Linked DNA regions of Homo sapiens: regions 1, 2 and 3 are each linked to region 4. A link is a contact called in ENCODE Hi-C or POLR2A ChIA-PET data. All regions are on one chromosome and are shown on one strand. Each heading gives the region's core, a stretch centred on a gene start or an enhancer-like site at or near the end of the contact. The rest is flanking DNA. Distances are from core to core; before and after follow the strand shown.

Region 1 (3,276 bases), core at 538-3,037, 370 kb before region 4:
AATCAATAACCATCAATGAATAATTCCATGATGTAATGTGTCCAACTGTTTCCTCATTTTAGGGAAAACGATATTGAAGCCTTTGTACAGACAGACCTCAAAAGTTCTCGCCGGGAGTGGTGGTTCATGCCTGTAAGCCCAGCACTTTGGGAGGCCGAGGCGGGTGGATCACCTGAGGTCAGGAATTCAAGAGTATGGCGAAACCCCGTCTCTACTAAAAATACAAAACTTAGCCGGGAGTGGTAGTGGAGCTGCAGGAGAGGCTGAGGCAAGAGAATCACTTGAATCCGGTAGGCGGAAGTTGCAGTGAGCCGAGATGGTGTGCCATTGCACTCCAGCCTAGGCGACAGAGTGAGACTCCGTCTCAAAAAAAAAAAAAAAAAAGTTCTGTGATTACCTACAGTAAAATACTGCATCATCCCAATAAATACATCAAAAAAACCATCAGAAATATCACTGTAAAAGTAACATGCTACTTAGATGTAAAAGTGACATGCTACTTAGAAACTCTGGTACCTACTGCATTATAAACATAAAGCTCATTTACTGAAACTTACCATACCTTAACTGTCCCTTCTAACCTTCCAATCCAAACAGATTTTAGCATATGTCTTACTATAAAACACTAAGTCACTGTCAAGGACCCCAATTTATACGTAAAGGAGAAAGTATAAAGAATTCAAATATCCCGAGGCAGAAAAACGACAGACAGAATTCACACTCAAGTCTTCCTGACTCCAAAGCCTGAGCTCTTCCCAGTTCGCCAATCTTCCCAACTTGTAAACCTTGTGTTGCCGGCCACATAAAGATCCCGCAAAAATCAATCAACAACTAATTAATGGGGGCTGCCTTTTGCTCTAGCTACTGTGGGAGCCCCAGAAGTAGTACCACAAGGCCCTTGACTTCAAGCTTGCATTCTTCTTGAAGAAGGTATTTAAGAGAATGAGATGAGGAACAAGAACACAGGTAAAATTAGATGTAAAAAAAAAAAAAATAGCTATACTGAGGGACCGGTCAGATGAAGGAAGGGCTGAGATTACTATGGGCTGAAGCTGTCATGGAAGGCCTGGATGGGGAAGGCCTTGAAGGAGATGATTATTTTTCGCTCACTCATTCGTCTATCTACACATAACATCTATGTGGCAGGCACCATTTTAGGTGCACTGGCAAACAAAACCAAGTCCTGAATGTGACTGCTGAATAAAGAGTATAAAGGAATGTGCACAGTGAAGGATTTAAGAACGTGGAAGGATCTGGAATCAGATTACCCTAAGTATAATGCCCAGACCTGCAGCCAGGCACTGCGGGCAAGCTCCACGGAAAACAACTGTTGTCACCCACCCATTCACCCCGACTCCCCAGTTACAGGCACTACTTAGAGGTGGTTATCGAGCCACGCAAATCCCCGAGGACGCTCGAGAAGCACGCGCCGAGAGCGGCTGCGTATTGGAGAGGTGATTCTGTTATCTTGGAGCGCCCCAAAAGAGGGGTGGAGGACAAACGGCGTAGGCCAGGTATCCGTCCGGATGCAGAGCCTTCATCCTGAGGCCGGTCCCCTCTCGACCCAGGAAGAACACAGACACCGATCTTGGCATCCATACCCGGCCCTCCCGCGTTGGGTACCTGCGCCCCGAGCCCGGGGGATCCCAGCCAGTGGAGAAGGGGAAGCACGTGGGAGCACGGAACAACTCCGAAAGAGAAGGCACAGCTGACTGCCCCTAGCGTATGCCTGGTGTCCGGGTCACGTAGTAAGCCTGGCTCCGCGGCACGCGTCCCTCTCAGGAACTGGTAGACAGCACGTGCGCAAGCGCATTAAAGTCGCAGAGATGGCGAGCGAGAAGGGACCTTCCTCAAGGCTGTCGCTGAGTAATGACGTAAGCCACCAGAAGCGGAGCTGAGGCCTAGATGTCCACTGCGGTTGCGCATTTTAGTCCCACTGCTCGCGGTAGCTGGGTGTTGGCTGCGGTTTGCCTCTTCACTCTTCATATCCCAGCTAAAGTACCTCGGCTAAGAAGGGCAAAATAGATGTCCGCACCCCAGGGCCTGCCCACGTAGGTCCAGGGTTTTCAGCGTCAGCCTGGTTACGCGAAACGCGACGGATCCAACGATTTGTGTTCAATTTAACCGATCCCCGTTAAGTTGAGGAAACTCGGCCAACAGACCTATTTTATTGGTTTCGCTTGGCCCTCCACCCCCACAGTACTGATCTTACAGATGGGAATCCTGTAATCTACCCATGACTGCGGCCGCTGTACTTTGCAGGCTCCCATTAGGCCTGTATATGGTCGTCAAATGAAATTACTCCCCCTGGGCTTCCAGTGAACTCCAAGAACATGACTACAGGGACAACCTATACATAGTGTTGCATTCTTGACTTTGGGGCAGATCGCTGAACTTCAAAAAACATTATCAACTGCTTGATGTTTCCTCCTGGATACCGCAAATGTCTGAATCCAAACCCCTTCCCCAGATACACTTTTAATGTCATCAGCAGCACTACCCATTTAATCCAACATCCATCATGAAATTTTTTAGTTCATTCAGCAAAATGTGAATATGCCCACGCACTATTCTGCTCACAAGGGATAGTGTCCAAAATGTTCCTGCCCCTCGTGGTTAATTCTAGGTTAAGTTTTAAATGCTATTAAGCAGAAGTATCCAGTGAGTAAAGTGACTAAGGATACTATTTTAGAAACGAACACTGAAGGCCTCTGACGGGGTGACACTGGATGGAACAAGGACCTGAAATTTAGAAAGAATGAGCCCTGAGAATATGAGTGAAAAACTTCCCCGTGCCAAAGATGTACATACAAAAGCTCCAAGATGGGGGAGTCCTGGCAAAGCAGTCAGTGTGGCCAAAGCAGTGGGCAAGTGAAGGACCAGATTTAGAATTTAATTCTAGTCATGATGAGAAACCACTGGAGTTTGTGGGGGACAGGGAAATGAGAAAATCTGCTTTGCCCTCTTAAAAGGCTTCCTGTTATGCAAAAACTAAATCACAGGAAGGCAAAAGTAGAAAAAGGAGAACAATTATAAGCTATTGTAGTCACCTGTGCTAGGATGGTAGTTGTGGTAGTAGTTAGAAGTATAAGATAACTCTGGATATTCAAGTTAGAACCACGTGGACTCACTTAAGGATTAGATGCAGGTTATAAAAGTACATTGAAGATGGCACCCAAAACATTTGCTCTGAGCAACTGGATGAATGAACAACTGGTGTTGGGTAATCAAGGAGTTGACTTGGAATATTGAGAAATTCATATCAAGATGTTGAAT
Region 2 (2,994 bases), core at 217-2,716, 500 kb before region 4:
AGGTCCTGGATGGCTCTGATAGGCAAATCCTCTTAGGAAGGTGGGATCACAGGCACCAATTCCTTTTGACCTCCCCCGCTCCCCTTCCTGTGGGGCTTATTGAACAGAGGCTAATTCATTCAGTATTGGAGATGTAGCAGTTTATTGTGGGGTTCAAGATCCTTGTCATCTCTGAGGATAACAGAGAGAGCCCTTTTATTGAACTCTTGCTATGTGTCAGGCATTGGGTTTAGTGCTTTATGCGATATGTTCATAACCACTACAGAGAAGAAACCATATCCGCTTTACAGATGAAGAAACTGAGGTCTAGAGGTTAAGTACTTACCCCGGGTCATGGTCAGATATTTGGCTGATGGCATTCATTTCTTTTCTAGAAATGTCTTGAGCATCTATGTGGCTGACATTTTTCAGGCAATCCCTGCTATGCAGAGCTTGCATTTTAGAGGGAGTAGGGGCACCAGATACTGAGCAAGTAAGCAAATTAATAAACACAATAATCTCGGCCGGGCACGGTGGCTCACGCCTGTAATCCCAGCACTTTGGGTGGCTAAGGCAGGCGGATCACAAGGTCAGGAGATCGAGACCATCCTGGCTAACACGGTGAAACCCCATCTCTACTAAAAATACAAAAAAAAAATTAGCCAGGCGCCGTGGCGGGCGCCTATAGTCCTAGCTACTTGGGAGGCTGAGGCAGGAGAATGGCGTGAACCCAGGAGGCAGAGCTTGCAGTGAGCCAAGATAGCGCCACTGCACTCCAGCCTGGGCGAAGGAGCGAGACTCTGTCTCAAAAATAAATAAATAAATAAATAAAATAAACACAATAATCTCTGTATAAGTGCTTCAGGGAAACTAAAAGGGCCCTCTTCTGTGGCAGAACTGGGATTCCCAGTCTCTGAGGTTAAGCAGGAGCAGGTAGCATTACCCTGTAAGCTGGGAGTCGCAATAGGCAATTAGTTACCTGACTGTCCCAGGGCTTGGCACTGCCTGGTAGCCCTGCCTTTTCATAAGGAAAAGATTCCGCACAAAGCACTTTACCTAGGTTTTGTGAGAGGCGGAGCCAGAGCTGGCATCCGAGGTGTTCTCACAATGCTGGACTTTGAGGCACAGGAGAGAATTGCATTTCTCCTCTGAGCAGTGGAACCAGCCCTGGTGCCTCCCTTGCCCAGCCTCACCCTGGGACCCTGGGTGTGAGTAGTTAGTCTTGTTATCAGTGAGAGTAACCCAGGAATCTCCCTGATGGGGAAATCCCAGGTAATTTACTGTGTCTCTGATATTCCGGTTACAGCCTCTGCTCTAGAAAGGCCAGGGAGGGGAGAATCTAAAAGTTCTCCATTTCTCGCTTGAGATGGCATCCCCCCATGCTTTCCTTAGGCCTCCTTGAGTAAGGTGTCTGCAAATAGCTTCTCAGCATGACTTCACCCGGAAGCTCATCTGAGTGACTCACAGCCTGCTTTAGGCACCTCCTCCAGGGAGACGCTCTTACCCTTGCCCCCACCCCAACAGGGGAGGGGAGGGGAGAAGGGAAACCCCCTAACTGAGCCACGGAGAAGGCCTTGCCAGAGCACTGTGGAAAATACCTGCAGCCCAGCTTGGCCCTGCTTCAGGTGCCCTGGGATGTATGGTTTCTCTAGTCTTCTGAGAGGGATCAAGCTGACAATTCAAATTTGAGGGAGCGATGACCCTGGAAACTGTGTAGGTCTTAAAAAGAAATATATATCCAAACACACTGACCTGAAAAGATGTCCACAAAATACAGGATTCAGCATTAGGTGAAAAATAATTTCATTATGTTCCTGTTTCTCAAATTCGGTTTGTGATTTTAAAAAATTGATAGGTTAGTACATGTATTTGTACATGTACTATTTGTACTAAAAGCCTATTTGAAGAAAAATTATAATATATTAATAATAGTTATCTCTGGGAGGTAGTATTAAAAGAAACTTTATTCATTATTCCTTTCTGATTTTTAAAAAATAATCATAATTACCTTTATAATAAAAAAAAAAAAGGTGGGCCAGGTACAGTGGTTCATGCCTATAATCCCAGCACTTTGCAAGGCCAAGGCAGATTGCTTGAGCCCAGGATTTCAAGACCAGCCTGAGCAACATGGTGAGACCTTGTCTCTACAAAACATTTTTAGAAACTTAGCTGGGTGTGGTGGTGTACCCCTGTGGTCCCAGCTAATTGGGAGGCTGAGGCAGGAGGATTGCTTGAGCCCAGGAGTTTAACGCTGCAGTGACCTGGGAGGCGGAGGCTGCAGTGAGCCAAGGTCACACCACTGCACTTCAGCCTGGGCAACAAGGAGGCTCTGTCTCAAAAAAAAAAAAAGCTGCAGTGAGCCATGATCATGCCATTTCCCTTCTGCCTGGGTAATAGAGCAAGACCCTGTCTCAAAAAGAAAGGGTTGTTTTTTTGTTTTGCTTTGTCTTCAAAAAAATAAAAAGAAAAATCCTCATGCACCAAGCCCAGGTGTCCTAATTGTGTCCTCATTATTAAATGCCTAACTTCCCGTGGTGGACTGTTAGCAGGAAGCGACTGGGATGGACTTAACATTCACTTAGCAAACAGCTACCTCCCTAGCCACTGGAGGACCAAACCACTATGACAGGGTGTCTCCCTTCAGTGGCTCCCAGCATGATGGAGGGGGTAGTATATGTTTTGCGGGGCATTTGGGGTTTTGGGGGGAGGTTAGGGGGTTTTTTGAGACAGAGTCTCCTTCTGTCACCCAGGCTGGAGTGCAGTGGTGTGATTATGGCTCACTGCAGCCCTGACCTCACAGGCTCAAGAGATCCTCCCACCTCAGCTTCCCAAGAAGCTGGGACCATTACGCCTGGCTAATTTTATTTATTATTATGTATTTTTTTTTAAGAGACAGAGTCCCACTATGTTGCCCAAACTGGTCTCAGTGATCCTCCCACCTTGGTCTCCCAAAGTTCTGAGATTACAAGTGGGAGCCACCATGCCCCCTGACCAACCACCACCCTGCACCCAAGG
Region 3 (2,959 bases), core at 71-2,570, 260 kb after region 4:
CCCTCCCAACAATTCTGCTAAAAACGCACCCCTCAATTCAATTTCCAGACCTAGGGTGACGCTCTTAACAACAGAAAAGGTTTGAGAATCACAAGCTCTGTCTCTTTAATTCCAATATAACAGAAAGCCTTCTCTTATTCTCCGATGCCACTTTCATTTCAGATTTTCTAATTCAACTTTTAAATTTCCCACTGATTTTCCATTCTTGGCACTTCTTCCCCTTTCTCTTTGGCACAGCCACTTCAAGGGCCAGCTTGTCATCTGTGCAGCCCAGACCTCCTGCCCACTGTTGCCTTATATTTTGGTTGGCTATTCATTTTACCCTTTGCCAACCTCTTCTAACTTGGATGTCCCCCAGTTCCCTCCCTCGACAAACCATTTGTAAATTTCACATTCTGGCTTTTCTTCCTAACGCTGGCCAATCACAGATGAAGGAAGGCCAGGTGGCAGCTCCCAGGTGGCATGAGTGTCACTTGAATGCCCTCTGGCCTTGCCTCAGCCTCTCCTTGTTGCTACAAGTGCAGCTGAAGGCACCTAGCCCAGGAACCCCCAGCTCAGTCCAGCAAATCCATAGAAAGCTTCCACTTCCATGATCTCAGCTTTACCTCTTGTCTACCCTAACAAAGGCAAAGAGGATAAAAACATAATGAGCACTGGTGAAAAAATATCTGAAGATATGCAGATCTGTATATATCCCATATATGTCTTCATCTCCTTTGGATTCAAATTCTGGCTCTACCATTTACTAACTGAGTAACCTTAGGGGCAACATGCCCAAGTCTGAGCTTCCTCATTTGTGAAAATGAGGATAATAATAGCACCTGTGGCTGGGCATGGTGGCTGACACCTGTAATCCCAGCACTTTGGGAGGCCAAGGCAGGTGGATCACGAGGTCAAGAGATCGAGACCATCCTGGCCAACATGGTGAAAGGCAGAGGTTGCAGTGAGCCGAGATCGTGCCACTGCGCTCCAGCCTGGCCACAGAGCAAGACTCCGTCTAAAATCATAATAATAATAATTTAAAAAAATAATAGCACCTCCTCAGAAATATTTTGAGGATTAAATGAGATAGTTCAAGTGAAGGGCTTGAACTGTGACCACTCTATCTGTCCATATAAAGCAAAATCATGGCTTACTGTTTACATGAAGGACAACATAAAAATCAGATGGAAAAAAATGCTATTCCTATCTGTGACCAGCTCTTTAAAAGGACAGAAATGGAGAACTCCTCCCTTGTTGCTATGCAGCCTTCTGCAGGCGGAGCCCATCAGCTCTGAAATCCGCTCCATGTGGTTATAACAGCTCTGCAGAGCTTGAAAAAACCTCTTTCGCTCTGTTCCTCCCCCAACGGGTTCAGGCCAATCTGTGTTTTCCCCAAGACAAAACTGCAATCCCTGCAAGACATAGCTTTGCAGAAACCTTTGCCCGTCTGGGGGGCTTGCAAAGCCAGGCATGCTTGTCAGGCTAGAACAAAACTTGCCTCTGTGAGTTCTGTTAGCATGGCTTCTGCTGGCAGCTGCTGCTGCAGGACTGCAGGTGGTGGTGCAATCGATACCATGTCATCAGTGAGTTCAAGGTCAGGTGAATCTGCATACCACAGAAGACAATGATTTTAATGTCGCTAGGTTGGTTCCCCTGTCCTGCCCTTTTACTGTAGGGGAAGTAAATATCAGAGAAACACTCAAGCCTTTCCCTTTTATGTGACAAGCCAACACCCCCTCTGGCTGGACCATAAGCCTTCTGTCTAAATGTAGCTGGACCTCTTGTCTTACCTGTAGTTCACAGGTCTCCACCTATTTTAGTACAGCAGGTGCTCTGTGCCTCTGGGGCTGTTCCTTGGGTCTATGAACTTGGACAAAACGTAAGTGGTTTCCCACAGTGGTGTGTGTGTGTGTGTGTGTATGCATCTGTGCATTCAGCAGACATTTATTAAGCACCATGGTAGATCAGACACTGTGCTGGGTGACAGAAACATAAAGACAAATTATACAGTCCTTCGAGGAGCTCACAGTTCTAGGAAGTGAGGGTGGGAGCAAGTAACTGACAATCCCAAGAGGGGAGGATGTGCTCAGACAAAGCCATCTAAAGAGATCACCCAATATGAGCACTTTGACCAGCACCCAGTGATTCCCAAAGCAAATGGCACCTTAACAAGGCTGGAAAAGTGAGCAAGAGTTAACCGAAGAGAACCACATGCAAAGGGGGGTAGTGTCGTGTGTGTGTGTGTGTGTGTGTTTGTGTGTGTGTGCGTGCACCTGCGTGGCACTCCACCACAGATTATTCATCACAGTGCCTTTCTAAAAACCCTACATTAAATATCTTACATCTTGAAATTTATTGTGTTCCATCCCATTGGGCAGAAGGTCAGAGAGAACATTTCTGTGAGTCATACCTCACTGGATTTCTACATCTTGTTAAGCGTTCACTTTTTCTGAAGTATCAGAGACAGACTTCTCAGCTCCCCACCCAGTGTTCCAAAAGTGGTGGGGGGCATTCTACCCAGGTAGAAACACCTCCTCCTCCTCGGGCTCAGGCCACACCAAGAAGGCTCCAGGGAGACTCCTCTGGAGAAGCAGGCTGACTTAGCTCTATTCTTAACTGACACAGCTCTGCTACTACTGAATAACAACCTTCTTGCATAGATACTGAAGTGTTACTGCCTTTGGCCTGATCAAGCACTGACCATGAGTTGCCAGAACTTCAGTCTGGGGGTCAGCCCTCTAGGCTCCAGTTTACTGGCTTGATTCATTCATTCACTCAATCACTTATTTGTTGAACTCCCAACTGTGCCTAATACTCTTACAGGTGCCAGAGATACAGAACCAAACAAAACGCACAAAGCCTACATTCTAATGAAAGAGACATACAATAGACATTAGTAAATAAACGAGAGATGTTCAAGTAGGAATAGGTTTTGTGAAAAAGCAAAGATAAGACAGGGTAACGTGTTTCAGTGTGA
Region 4 (2,854 bases), core at 13-2,512:
AATATAATAGCAAATGGAAACTTCTAATTACATCTGCACATAAAACTAATGTTCCAAATGGTGGTTGCGGTTCTGGTGAGTGCTTATAATTTTTTGTTACCTCAGCATCCATTTTTGAATATGTTTAACTTTTAATAACAGAAGCAAGTCTCAGTCACCATTGACAGTTTCCAGTACTATACCCCACGCAAATGGCTCTAGCTGGTGGCCAGAGATAAACATGCAGTGATGTGATAACAGGGCACTACTGCAGCTTCAAACTCTGGTTCAAGTTCCTCCCACCTCTGCCTTTTCACCTGCTTGCTTTTAAATCCACCAGTTAGAGCTCTCCAGAGGAAACCTAACTGGATAAAGTTGCTGGCCCAAAGGTCCGTTCCTCCCTTCCCTCTCCCTGTTCTCCCTGATCTCCGTGTGTGTGTGTGTGTGTGTGTGTGTGTGTGTGTGTGTGTCCTCTAGGCAAGCTGTGTACCACCCAGGGTCCGTAAGTACTAAAAACTCTTAAACTTTCACACCGCTGTGTTATTGAAACCATGCCTACAATCCAGTCCCTGAGGCGAGGCCACCCTGAAGGGACAGACTCATGCAGGCGGATCCCCTGGTCTTGCTCTTCTGTCCCTGCCTCTGGTGGCTGCTGGGGAACAGTAGCTACCAGCTAAGTTGATAGAGACACTCGAAGAGGTTCATTCAAAACACTGGTCCCCGAGCAGCCCAGTAAGCTTTTAAACGCATAACATTTTGTTTGGGTCTCAAACAAGTCACAAGGCACGGATACGGATGCGGCTGTGGCTGATGGCTATTTGGATGCTGCCCAAGCCTCGCAGTAGGAAGCAGCTTCAGACTGCAGCAGGGCCGCATAGCCCGATAGCCAGGCCCTGGGGCACCCAGGGCACCAGCAAGACGCACAGAAACGTTTTGAAAAACATTTTAATATACTTAAAAAAAAAGTAAAAGGGAAAATCAGAAGTCTTTGGAAGTTTCCTACTGTTTTTATGTCCCATAGCAAATCCGAGGAGGACGCCCCAAACTTTCAGTTCCCTGGGGTTTTGAAGGTGCTCATTGGGTCCTGGCCACCCGGCCTTCTCAGAACCTGGGCCAGGAGGCTGAGCTCCGCGCGGGGGTGGAGGGAGAGGAGGAGGTTCCTGCCGAGGTGCGGCTGCGCGGTGCGGGAGCCGGGAGCCTGGGAGGGCAAGGGCATCCTGAGGGGCGGGGCCGGGGGGCGGAGCCTTGCGGGCTGGAGCGAAAGAATGCGGGGGCTGAGCGCAGAAGCGGCTCGAGGCTGGAAGAGGATCTTGGGCGCCGCCAGGTAAGAAGGCCCGAAGGCCTGCTGGGGTTTGGGTGAGCCGAGCCGAGGTGGCGGCGGCAGTCTGGGCCCGGGCGGAGGGTCTGTGGGGGCTACCCCCGTCCTCGCTTTCCACTCGACCCCTGCCGGGCGAGCCTCCCGAGGCCTGGCCCTTCCAACCCGTCACCGCGGCCCGGTGTCCTAGCCGAACGCTGGCTTCATTTTATCTACGAGGAAGGAGAAACGGGGAGCGCGCCCTCTCCCAGAAGCAGCCCCGTTACCCCCGTCGCGCCCCCCATTCCCTCGGGGGCAGCCTCGCACCCGGGCCCCTGCCATCGCTTTCGTCTCAAGGGAAGCTCTAGCGGTCCAGAGAAACTGCGCCGGGGGAAAGGCCAGCCCTCCGTGGTCACGGCAGTTCCTCTCTCCCCTCGCGGTCTAAATGTGTAATTTTGAAAAGCAGGTGTCGGGCGAAACGGACTTTTTTTTTTTTTTGAGATGGAGTTTCGCTGTTGCCCAGGCTGGAGTGCAGTGGCGCGATCTGGGTTCACCGCAACCTCCGTGTACCGGGTTCAAGCGATTCTCCTGCCACAGCCTCCTGAGTAGCTGGGATTACAGGCATGCGCCACCATGCCTGGCTAAATTTTGTATTTTTAGTAGAAACGGGGTTTTCCCATGTTGGTCAGGCTGATCTTGAATTCCTGACCTCGTGATCCGCCCGCCTCCGCCTCCCAAAGTGTTGGGATTACAGGTGTGAGCCACCGCGCCCGGCCGAAACGGACGTTTTAAGTACAACGTGATGTTTTGTTTTCTTGGGTCGGCTCGGGCCGCACCCTTCTTAGAGTCTGACTGCTGACTTTTCAAAAAACAACATTAACCCGGGAGGCTGAGGTAGCGGTGAGCCGAGATCGCGCCATTGCCCTACTGCCTGGGCAATAAGAGCGAGACTCCGCCTCAAAAACGAACAAAACCCACAAAGAACAAACAAAAAAAACCAACATTAAGCAGTGTGCCTTTTATGGCCGTTTAGTGATACCCAGGCTCTTCACTGGTCATTTCTGGAAGTATTTAACAGCACTTGATGGGTAAAACAATAGGCTTCACTTCACAGGGTGGTTGAGATGATTGACGGAAAGCGCTCAGCACAAACGCGGCGGCTGCTAATTATTTCAGGTACCCTGCGATCCCTGAGCAGTTGTTCAAGTTCTCCACTCCTGGCGGTTTACTCCCAGTTCCCTGAAGAAGGCACAGAGCCCCGAATGTTGAGGGAGATGGCAACGTTTGCCAAAATGTGGCTATTTACGTGGCAGTTTATGAAGGAGAGGCAGAAAGGGAGGCTGCCTCCCCTACAAGCCAAACAGTCCTAAAACTTGTGGCCTCTGTATTTTCACAGTGGAAACTAGAAACTGTTTGCTGAACTTAGCTGTAAGAAAAACATCCCATTAGCTGAGTGGCTTAGGAGATAAAAGCCTAAATAAAATGGATCTTAGGGTGAGAGAGTGGGGTGCCTAATGGCATTCATCTTTGACAGCTGCTGGTAGAAGCTCTTGAAAAGTAGAGCATGGAAAATTCTGGGCC

The links. A loop is a pair of places that touch in the nucleus more often than their neighbours do. ChIA-PET counts read pairs that join two places held with the same protein, here RNA polymerase II (POLR2A). Pooled maps may share reads with other maps.
Region 1: a loop to region 4 is called in a map of naive thymus-derived CD4-positive, alpha-beta T cell, with 13 times the contacts of the local background. The contact joins the promoter of NAT10 here to the promoter of CD59 in region 4. A Hi-C loop is called at or near these places in 1 of 168 maps with a recorded cell type or tissue (naive thymus-derived CD4-positive, alpha-beta T cell) and 8 of 50 pooled maps. POLR2A ChIA-PET finds 5 or more read pairs at or near these places in 2 of 52 experiments (Caco-2 and naive thymus-derived CD8-positive, alpha-beta T cell).
Region 2: a loop to region 4 is called in a pooled map, with 4 times the contacts of the local background. The contact joins the enhancer-like site here to the promoter of CD59 in region 4. A Hi-C loop is called at or near these places in 1 of 168 maps with a recorded cell type or tissue (CD4-positive, alpha-beta memory T cell) and 9 of 50 pooled maps. POLR2A ChIA-PET finds 5 or more read pairs at or near these places in 3 of 52 experiments (A673, Caco-2 and activated CD8-positive, alpha-beta memory T cell).
Region 3: a pooled map shows a loop between it and region 4 (2.0-fold over the local background). The contact joins the enhancer-like site here to the promoter of CD59 in region 4. A Hi-C loop is called at or near these places in 2 of 50 pooled maps. POLR2A ChIA-PET finds 5 or more read pairs at or near these places in 3 of 52 experiments (CD4-positive, alpha-beta T cell, HEK293T and PC-9).

Annotation. Positions count from the first base shown.
Region 1 is chr11:34,104,140-34,107,415 of GRCh38, reverse strand. NAT10 (N-acetyltransferase 10) reads right to left here and starts at 1,787. Exons shown (of 29, transcript NM_024662.3): 1 at 1,624-1,787. RefSeq lists an enhancer at 1,575-2,034.
Region 2 is chr11:34,232,668-34,235,661 of GRCh38, reverse strand. The region is part of intron 1 of ABTB2 (ankyrin repeat and BTB domain containing 2); the gene reads left to right. Among named protein-coding and RNA genes, the nearest start is that of ABTB2, 120 kb to the left of the region's middle. RefSeq lists enhancers at 1,131-1,460, 1,137-1,661. Within about 2 kb of position 1,466, at least 13 of the 41 ENCODE cell types and tissues checked have a DNase peak (open chromatin) inside an H3K27ac peak, as active enhancers do; they include A673, where a contact is called at or near this core.
Region 3 is chr11:33,476,797-33,479,755 of GRCh38, reverse strand. All of the region lies in intron 1 of KIAA1549L (KIAA1549 like), which reads right to left. Among named protein-coding and RNA genes, the nearest start is that of KIAA1549L, 100 kb to the right of the region's middle. RefSeq lists an enhancer at 1,321-1,610. Within about 2 kb of position 1,320, at least 3 of the 41 ENCODE cell types and tissues checked have a DNase peak (open chromatin) inside an H3K27ac peak, as active enhancers do.
Region 4 is chr11:33,734,831-33,737,684 of GRCh38, reverse strand. It overlaps CD59 (CD59 molecule (CD59 blood group)), which reads left to right and starts at 1,262. Exons shown (of 4, transcript NM_000611.6): 1 at 1,262-1,303. RefSeq lists a silencer at 1,144-1,613.